Regions from separate parts of the Mus musculus genome. Here region 1 is linked to region 2. A link is a loop called in an ENCODE intact Hi-C map of the cell type or tissue named here. Cell type or tissue: heart. All regions are shown on one strand.

Region 1 (5,000 bases), 50 kb before region 2:
ACACACACACACACACACACACACACTACAGAACCTGTGAATGGGGGTTTCTGTTGAACTTTCAAATAGTTAGTGAAGCCTCTGTTTCAACCCATAAAACAAGACCCAAACTCAATGTAATGTCACAATATACACTGTGTAAGCCCTAGAGATGCACATGGCTCCATAAACACCAAAAGGCACCCCCACCGTGAGATAGATGATCCAAATGAAGGAGACAAAGTGGCCTCCTCTTAGAACGTGACAAATTGGCTGGCCAAACACTGTCAGTGAGCCTTTGGGGATGCGTGTTTACTGTAGGGTTGCTGGATGCCAGTAGTGCTTTGCTTTACTTCTGTCTTTTGTGTTTGTTTGCTTATTTTTGAGGCAGGGTCCCACTATGCTGCCTTAACTGGCCCAGATGTATGCAGATGAGGCTTGACCCCACAAAGATCTATCTGCTTGCCTCTACGTAGTGAGTGCTAGAATTAAACACAGCTTTAACATCTTCCTTCCTTCCCTCCATCCCTTCCTCCTTTCCCTTCCTCCTCTTTTTCTCCTTGCCCCTATTTCCTTCTTCTGAAGAGTTCCATGAATCTTAGGCTGACAGTCTTCAAATTGTTCATATAGCTGAGGCTGACCTGGTACCTTCTGCTTCCACCTTCAGGTGTTGCTCGGACGGCTTGTGTTTCCTCCCAGGTTTGGTATTATATGGTACTAGAGACTGAACCCAGGACTTCCTGCATGCCAGGTAAACACTCTACCAACCTAGTTATATCCTCACCTGCTATTCTTAAAAACCTTTTTTCCATCTATTATCTCATTCAAAACACTGGGCTACCGGCAGGGAGGTCTCAAACCCGGGCCTCGTGAGAAGAACCTGGGAGTGGAGCAGGAACACGCCGCTGACTGGTTCTGAGATGAGAGCAGCATTTGGGTGTACTGTCCTAGTGATCTAGTGGCTAAATGTGAAGAAACACACTTCGAAAGTTGTAAGGCCTAGTATAGGAGTTTCTTGTTTTAACACCATTATAAGTCTCAAAAGTTATAAGAGTACAAAAAGTCCTAGCAGCATAAACTGGAAGCAATCCAAATCTTTACCAACTAACTGATCCAGGAATACTGAATGTGCTTCTATTCACACAGTGGCTCACTGCTCAGCCAGGACAAGGAATGAGGCATGACAATATGTGCTATAATGTCAATGACCCCCCCCCAAAAAAAAACATTACGTAGAAGAATCTAGTTACATATCACCACATATTGTATGAGCACTATGTATGTGCATGCTTGTGTGAAATGCCCAGAACAGGCAAAGGCAGAGACAGAAAGTAGAGTAGTGGCTTCCTGGAGATGCTAAGCAGAGAACAGGAAATGGGAGGAGAGGTAGTAACTAAATGGCACCTGGTTTCTCTTAAAGTGGCAAAATATTTTAAAACTGATAGTGGGAACTGTTGCGGAGCTCCATGGATGTAGCACTGGGTCGTGCAGGTTAAATGGGTGAGTGGCATGATCTGCACATCATAGCTAGTAAAGTACTAAGAACAAGCATTTAACAGAAGGCCTGAAGAAGAGCTGGAAGAGGAACCTTCTTGTCTCTGCCTCTTAACTGACAGCTAGCAACACAACATCACACACAGAGCCCCATTTGTCAAACGATGCAGAAATTGCCACCCAGAAGCTGAACCCTGTACCGTTGGCTTTCTAGAATTCTAGTCCCTCATCCCTTGTGTAATACTTCAAAAGTCATGTGTGTACTTTCCAAAGAAACAGCATGACTGAAAACAAGTTTAATTCTCAATATGCTTTAAAGACAGCAACAACACTATATTCACTCAGAATGATTCTCAAATGTCTCTTTTGGTCCTTAATCCTCCAACCTGTGAGGATGGCAATTCTAGTCACAACCAAGTTTGCTCCCCTTTCTGTGAACAATCCTGCCAGGTGACGAGTCAAGGTGGCGGAGATCTCATGGTTTCTGTACAATACAGCTCTTTCCATTAGCTTTCTCAACATCTTATAAGCTCAACCATTTCCAAGTATATATGAACTCTGACCCAAATGAGGGATCAAACAAAGTCAACCAGAGCAGATGTTTTTGTAATATAGACCAGCAAAACCCCCTGTCAGACAGCAGTCCGCAAAAATACGGCTTTTAAAAAAAAATTCAGTACCCTAGAGTAAAAGTACTAAAAACTTCAATATATGTTATGTAATCAGGATAGTTTTATTTCATCCATAGGCAATGTATTATTCTTTTTGATTTTTTTTAAATGTCTTTATCAGCATTAAGCCAGATCTCTCCAATGACAGGAAATTCTTTTTTTTTTTTTTTTTTTTTTTTTAAAGTTACGGTTAGGGCCCAAGATGGATAATCACTACGAGTCTGGAAGAATTAATGCATTTGAGGAAGGAAATAGTTTTTCCCTTCTTTGAAGATAGGGGCTAATCTTGCAAGGCACCAGTTATTTAAGAGGGTAAAGAACAATTAGTGCCTTTAAGGATATCATACATATTAAGTATTTTTGCTGTTTATTTGTTAGTGTTGAGGTGTTACTAGCATGACAGAGTTAATTACTTCCCCAAACCAGTATGCCAACCTAAAAACTTTGCAAGAATGCAAATAAATGGAGAGAACCATTTTTAATGACCATGGTGCCATTGGATGGTGAACCCTGTATTTGTCAAAATTACAGACATGCATTCCATATGTTTTTATTTTTGAATGTTGTGTTTTCTGTCCTTAGAATGTATTTTTTAATGTAGCTGGTAGAACCCTAAGCTCCTCCACAAAGAGCCATGGCATCCACACACAGGAACAGCACAGACCAGGTCCTGGGTATTCACCCTTAAGCATTCGACTTCCTCTGGGGCCCTTGCTCCCCCTCCACTCTTGAAAAAAAAAGTATTATATAACAAAGAGGCAACATTTGCCCCCACTTTCAATATTTTAGTCAGATGTTTTAGCCACTCAAATATGCCATTTGTTTTCTGTAGGCACAGCCCTGAAGCAAGACAGTGATGTAAGTGAGGGAAAGAGGGTCTCAGCCAGCTCAGGGCTGGATGCTTAGTGCTTAATCACCCAACACCAGGCTCAGCAATTGTTGACACAAAATAGGTGGAGATCAGGTCGGTGCAAGCAGAAAATACCAGGAAGGCAAACGATATGTAAACACACTCAAGGCAGATTTGACAAGAAGAGACCTAAGCCTGACTTGCCTTGCAAAGCTTCACAGCCCCTCTGAGCTGAGTCTCTTTCCCCTTGCAAAGTTCCTTTGAGAAGATCAGGAATAACATTGACAAATTCGAATACATTTACAGACGACAGCCTAGAGATTCGTCCCCTTGGCTCACACAATATGAGTTTCAAATCTGCTGCTACATGCAGGATTTATGTAATGTAATATGATTCTTTCACATATACCTGGCGTGGAGCCAAATGAAAGGGGGAGGGGCAGTGTACACACACAACCACAATTCAGAAAGTTATTTCTCCTGACCTACAAAACTCATTCGAAGAACCAAATGGGTAATGCTTAAACAATCTTTTAATCTCTAACTGACACCTGACAACCCATTACTTATAGATTATTAATGCGACCACTAAAAAGTTTGTCATGTACAAAATTGCTAGAGAAAAAAGATTGAATGCCTGAGGAAAAAAACAAATTTTGCTGTACAATAACTTCAGAAATTCCAAACCTATTATCTGTCGTGCCCTTCACAGACACATAGCACACTGCTAAAAACAACTGATTTATCTTTATTACAGATCCTCAGAATGACAGCACACATGTTTTTCATGTCTTGCAATAATGTTTAATTTCATCTAGTTTTTATTTTTACAGTGTTTGACTTGCTTCTTTAAGATGAGAGGAAGTAGTGACTTTTTAATGAATTTTCTCGAGTGTCTCTTTCCCAGTGCTTTCCCTTTGAGTCCTACCGTGAGGCTGTGATTAGATCAGCCTCACCTTGCTTCCTGATGCACTTTACACAGCCTACAACACAGAGCTGCCGGGGGCTAGAGTTCTGACTAACCAGTCCTACATGTCTATTTTAAAGTACAGGAAGCTGATATCTGTGGGAAAATGACCTAAGTAAGGGCACACATCTCCTTGGTCAGCAATGAGAAACACGATTAAACATTTGATTCACTATCACTTCTTGGATATCCTCTTCTTTCTCTATGACTTGCACTATCTGTTATATTCTCACACGGCTCTTTCACTGTTTCCAGAGACAAGCTCTTCTACCTTAGCCATCCTCCATGACGAGTTTTTGATGCTCTACTCAGATACACTGAAGTCAGTGTGGCCCTTGCTCTGGGCACCTATTTCTCTTGCTAGAGGCTCATGTTGACACAGAACAAAAAATGGCAAACCTGCCGTAATGAGGTCTGGCCACAAGTACAGCCTGTGCATGGTGTTCAAAGTCGACCCCAAGCCATACCTTCCCTAGGTTAAAGCAACTGTACACATCCAGATATACCAGCTTCGCAGAGAATGGGTCCCCCAACTCCGAGTCTAACTTGATCACCCTATAGGTGTCAAAATGCTACCTCAGCTGGAAGTCTGAGCTTCAGGTAGGGTTACATAGTCTTAGCCTAAAAATTCTGATGCTGCCTAGGAAGAGAAGCAGCAGTTTCAAGAAGTGGTGTTTGGACTTCCCTGATGGGAGGAGTCTAAGCTTTCATCTACCACAGGGAAACAATGCCTAGCTAGCCCTTTTTAAAGTGCCCATGCTCAACAGTATTAAGGATATAATTTTATGGGAGGAATTCTGACAAAGCCAATGATTCAAAACTTCAGCAAACTCTACCATATTGTCAGAGCAAAAGTCTTCTCTAAGAGAATTGTTTACAGAGAGTTTTGTGGTGTTTTGGTTTTATGTTTATTTGCTTTGTTAGTTTCTCAAATCTGCAGAGAAAAGTAGTGTCTCCTCTCCGTTGAACTCCTAAAACTCTCCAACATGGCAGTACCTGGAAGTTTCTAAATTCACAGATCTTCACCCTCAAACCTATT
Region 2 (5,000 bases):
AGGGTAGCAGTGGGCTCCAGTGGGTGATTTATGCTCGTTTTGCTGATGCTATGTGGAAATGCCACAGGGCGACTTTAGCCAACTGCTAATGGTTTCTGACAGCTTCTTAGCAACTGTGCAAGCAACGTTGTGGCGTTTGCTAGTGACAGAAACCGAAAATGTCATATTATCTGCCCATGTGTCATGAAGTCCGTGTGGCAATTAACTAGTAGGCCAGTGACTGAGGGGCCAGAGGCTCCTGCAAATGGCCTTTGGCTATGCAGAGCCAGCAATGGCTACCTGCGTGCACACTGCTGCATGTATGTAATATTCTAATGCAGAAATCTACTCCTTGCAACTTCCCAGGTTCTGATGAGAGACCAGGCCACTCACATTCCTTTCTTTTCCTCACCTACGTGACTCTCTGGGAACAGACTCTGATGCTATCAGAGATCTCTAGAGGAGTCTGCCTTGCTATGATTAATTGGCGGTACCTGGCTCTGTGCTTCCGGACACTGGATTCTAAGGTGCCAGCGATTTTTTCTGCTCTCTCACAAATTAGTCTAAAAGGATTTAAGATCACTGAAGCAGACGCATTGCCAGACTGCAAGAAGCAAAGGCACTCCGCACCACAAAAAGATACTAATCTACCAACACCAAGCTTCTAACAAGCAGGGGGAGACTCTTGGCCACACTTTCCAGTTTCCAACCTATCAAAACCATGCACTATATGTCAAACTGTCAAACCTTTCAGCGTAGGCCATTTGCCCTTTCAAATAATATTTAAGAATTGTTTTTACAAAATTTTATAGGCCGTGGTCTATTGAATGAGACCAACCAACAAAGAAAGGAATTTGTATTACAATTCCGCTCTGGACAGTCTCTAGTGAAACCTGGGCCTGTCCCTGTGGAACAAGGCAGGTGACCTGTGGCAACTCCCAGGCTGCCAGAGAGCTCAGATTTCAAACACACTCAACTCAAACATCCCATGTCGCCTATTTAAGCATGCCTGGGCATTTAGACTGTGCTATCTCCTGCCTTTCAAGGCAGGATAAAACAGCATTTATTGTATTCATACCATTCAGTAGGTCAGACTGACCAGGTCAGTGGGGAATCCTCTATAGGCAGGTCCAAGCTCTGCCCCTCCTCCCCTTAAACTATCTCCTTCCTTTCTCCCAGAGCTGCTATTCCTCAAAATACATCAGTAGGGAGGCAAAAAACAAAACCCTTTTAAAAAGCCCAAGATTTACATCACAACTGATGGGAACTCTGCCTGTCAGTGGGCTACCAGGTAAAAATAAAGTGGATGTTATGTCCCAGGGCCTCTGGGTCATAGAGGCAAAATTAATTAAGGAAGTGAACTGAACTTTTCGACTGCCGGGGCAAATGCAAGCATAAGGTTGGGACACCCTTGTTATGCTGGAAGTTATCCGACAATCATAGATTCGAGACCATTTTCATTTACAGTTTTGTGTGGAGACTCCATAGTTCAGGGTCATCCTATTTTCGACATGTGGAAAGTTGGGTTTCTTTGCAGGGGTCTCAGCATGCCCAATGCCTAGGAGTGTTAGAAAATGTGAAGGACACAGCCCAATCCCACCCCTCTAGATCCCAAAAGTCATTTCCCAAAAGTCAAGTAGAATAATGCTCCTGTGTTATGTTAAGAGGATAACTAGCAAGGTTTACAGACACCCCTTTCTCAAGAATTTGCTAAATACTTCAGAGATCCCCAGGAGTTGTACAGTCTCCATCTCCAGTACACAGGAGCAGCCAGAATTATTTTCCTCAAGTACGTAGCTGATCATGGCACCCTGGCACTTCCAGGACTTCCACAGTGGCCCTTTGACCTTAGAATGGAGGTCGTAACTTTTAGCCTGGCACTGGGGACTGTGACAGACTTTCCCAAGTGGGTTTTCAGCAAAGATTTTGCCAAGACTCAATGTGTTAGGGTACCTTCCACATACCTGGTACTGAGCCTGTGGAAGCTCTCTGCACTTGGTAACTCTCAGTTCTTTGAGGCTTCTTGGGCTAGTTCTTTCCCCACAATGGGCTTCTTTTCCTTTCCTCAGTAATGTGGCAAGTCTCTTGGTGACCTTTAAGACAGTGCTCAACTGCTGTCTCATATATGAAGCGTTTTCTGGACTCTGGCTGACTTATTCACCCATTGTCACTCCCATGCAACAACTCAAACCTGAGTAGTTTCTCGTAGTTTCTCTCTCTCTCTTTCTCTCTCTCTCTCTCTCTCTCTCTCTCTCTCTCTCTCTCTCTCTCTCTCTCATTCTCACATCTATTTTCTACCTGACAATACTTCATACTCTTCTAAGACAATCAACTTCTAGAGATGTTCTCTTGAGTTCAATACAGCAGGGCCCAAGTCATACCTATGTCTGTGCCATCAAAATCAAAGAGAATAATGTGTTTTTGTGAATGGTAAATATATTTTTTTCCACTTCAGAGAAAGCCTAACTTCAATTCCACCTGTTACTTTTCTTTTCAAGAGGTATATGAGTAAAATGCTTGGAAAAAATCCTCACTTGTGAAATCTGATAACGCAGAAAGCATAAAAGATATGCATTCTCCAGAATTAGAAAGTGTTCTCAGAATCAGGAGCTACTCATGGGCAAACAGCCGAGCAGTCACAGTATCAGATGCTCAGGAATGCTTTCTGTGCCCTTCAGAAGCAGGCCAGGGCTTCCTGCAATTGTCCCTTATATTGTCTTACCTAACTAAAGAATTTTGCGGCTGGTATAGTTTGCCTGAGTTCAGCATTAAAAGATAAAGCAAAGGCTATTTGTTTCCTCTTGCCTTTTATTTTCCTAATGGAATATGTGTAGTCTCTACTTTATTCATTTCCTAGTTTTTCAGTAGCAAAGAGTTCAGTTGTCTTTAGGAGACAGCTTGGTCCTGGGCTTAGACTCCAGACTCACATTTTAAACATCTGTTATAAATCTAAACTCCTTGGGACTCTGGATTTTCTTAGCTTTTCCAAGAAATGACAGCATTGTTTCCCCCAGCGTTCTATACACCTGCCTCCACACTATCTCAGCAGTGGGCTATCTGAGGACCTGCCTCAGCACGGTCTCAGCAGTCCTCAGCAGGTCTCTGAGGACTCAGTTCTTGGCACTGTGGCAGAGACAAAAGGCATGTCTGCTCTCAGGTGACCTAGGGAAGAATTTTCAGCAGAAATATAAAAACACATCCCAAAGCCCTGAGTCTTAGTATTTTTGTTATTGTTGTTGTTCTGTTTACAGATGTTGTCTTGGCTGTCCTGGAACTTGCTATTTAGACCATTCTGGCCTCGAACTTACAGAGATCCTCCTGCTTCTGCCTTCTGAGTGCTAGAATTAAAATTCTGTACCACCATGCCAGCTAATGTTTTAAATAGAAACAACGTGCTTTGGTTATCTTCTAATCAGAAGCTAATATTACAAACAGTTAATGATCAAAACCAATGATTAATTGTATGCCTAATTTTAATTAGGATTCTGTTAGTTTCTGGTCTTCCCGGCTTTAACTCAGTTATTTAATGTATTTTTGTTCTTAGTTTAAAGAAATTCTCCATTGGCCAAGGAGAAACAGTGAAACAAAGAGGGTTCTACCACCCACAGCTTTCTTGAAAAGTTTGAGCTGATTCTCATTAAAACCAAGATAAGGAGTTAGTTGTAGACATTTGCTATCCCAGAGCCAAAGTCCAGCATGGTCTTCACAACTGGTGTATGGTACAGACACACCAAGAAGAATGGGAGGAGACAGGAACAAGGGTCCGATCTCCAGCCAGCCTACTGGCACGTGCTGTAATTACAGCACCTGAAAATGGAGGCAGGAAAGCAACGCGCTCAAGCTCAGCTAGGGTTACATGGTGAGACGCAAAGCAAAGCAGCCAGAAACAAAGATTAAATCTCTTCTAAATACACATATTCCTGGTACTCAGAAACAGCTCTGAATGTTGCTGAAGTTTGGCTCTCCTGAAATTGGTCATGAGATGTTGGCTTGCTAGGTGAATTTAAGTGTGCTGAATGGTGACAAGAATGTGTTAGTGGTTAACCACTGTGGACAGACTTCAGTGTTAGTCTACCCGTTAGCAGTCTCATGACAGCTACAGAAAGTTAAGAGAAGACAATGATTCAGCACTTGAAGAAAACGCCTCCTGCTCTGATGTGCTGCCTTCATTTTCCCATTCGAAAGTGATCTCACTGCTGATAAAGCCGTCATTCCCGACAGCTCTTACTACCATCGCCACATTTAACCAAAGGACACTGTGGCCTGAGTACCATGTCCGTGCAGAGCACAAACGGCAAACAACACATCTCAGCCACACCACGCTGAACAAGCTCCAGCTCATCCAGGCCTGGAAGCGAAGCAAAACCGGGCATGGGTCATACTCCAATCGTACACAAGCTATGGACACCATGAGAAAGAATTTTGGTTTCCATTAAGCATTCCAATTGGAGGGCACAGAAGCTAGGCAACGTAATCACAATGATAAATGGAGAGTTGCAAACTCGTGGACTTAATCACACAGCAATACAATTCCATGAGTGTCTGAAGTAAGATCTAGCCTAGGCTAGAGGGCACTTGCAGGAGACTCTGAAGAGCAGGCAAAAGTAAAGGCAGAGGACAGACGGAAGCATTCCAGACTATAGGACAGGAAGAGCAGGCCCAGAGGCCTCATGCAGCACAACCCAGCCATAGAACTCACTGGAACAATAGAGCCAATGATTCTGGACAGTTGGAGGAACAAGAGCTCTATCCTTGTGGATTGATCCCTATGGTTCTGGGAATCCTGACCTGCCAGGGTACATCTGTGACGCTGTTAGGGCCAGCAGTTATTAGAACCAGACTATTACACAAATTCCATCAAATAAGGCTTCACTCCACTGACTCTTGCTAGTTCATTTCACATACCCTGACCCTCCACACACACACACACACACACACACACACACACACACACACACAATTCCAAACTAAGGCTGAAGAATGCAGGGTGGGGTTGGAGAAACGGTTCAGTGAGTGAATGC

Evidence for each region. Peaks named below come from ENCODE experiments on the same cell type or tissue, not always from the same donor. Only the 100,000 strongest peaks of a DNase experiment are listed, where the experiment ranks them.
Region 1: it touches region 2 in a loop (2.0-fold over the local background); 4 of 42 quality-filtered maps call a loop at or near these places.

Annotation. Positions count from the first base shown.
Region 1 is chr11:18,895,074-18,900,073 of GRCm38, forward strand. The region is part of intron 9 of Meis1 (Meis homeobox 1); the gene reads right to left. Among named protein-coding and RNA genes, the nearest start is that of 8430419K02Rik, 20 kb to the left of the region's middle. In heart, no CTCF peak of the experiment used is centred here; no DNase peak of the experiment used is centred here; H3K27ac peaks cover 752 bases.
Region 2 is chr11:18,945,015-18,950,014 of GRCm38, forward strand. The region is part of intron 7 of Meis1 (Meis homeobox 1); the gene reads right to left. Among named protein-coding and RNA genes, the nearest start is that of Gm16141, 42 kb to the right of the region's middle. In heart, no CTCF peak of the experiment used is centred here; no DNase peak of the experiment used is centred here; H3K27ac peaks cover 4,706 bases.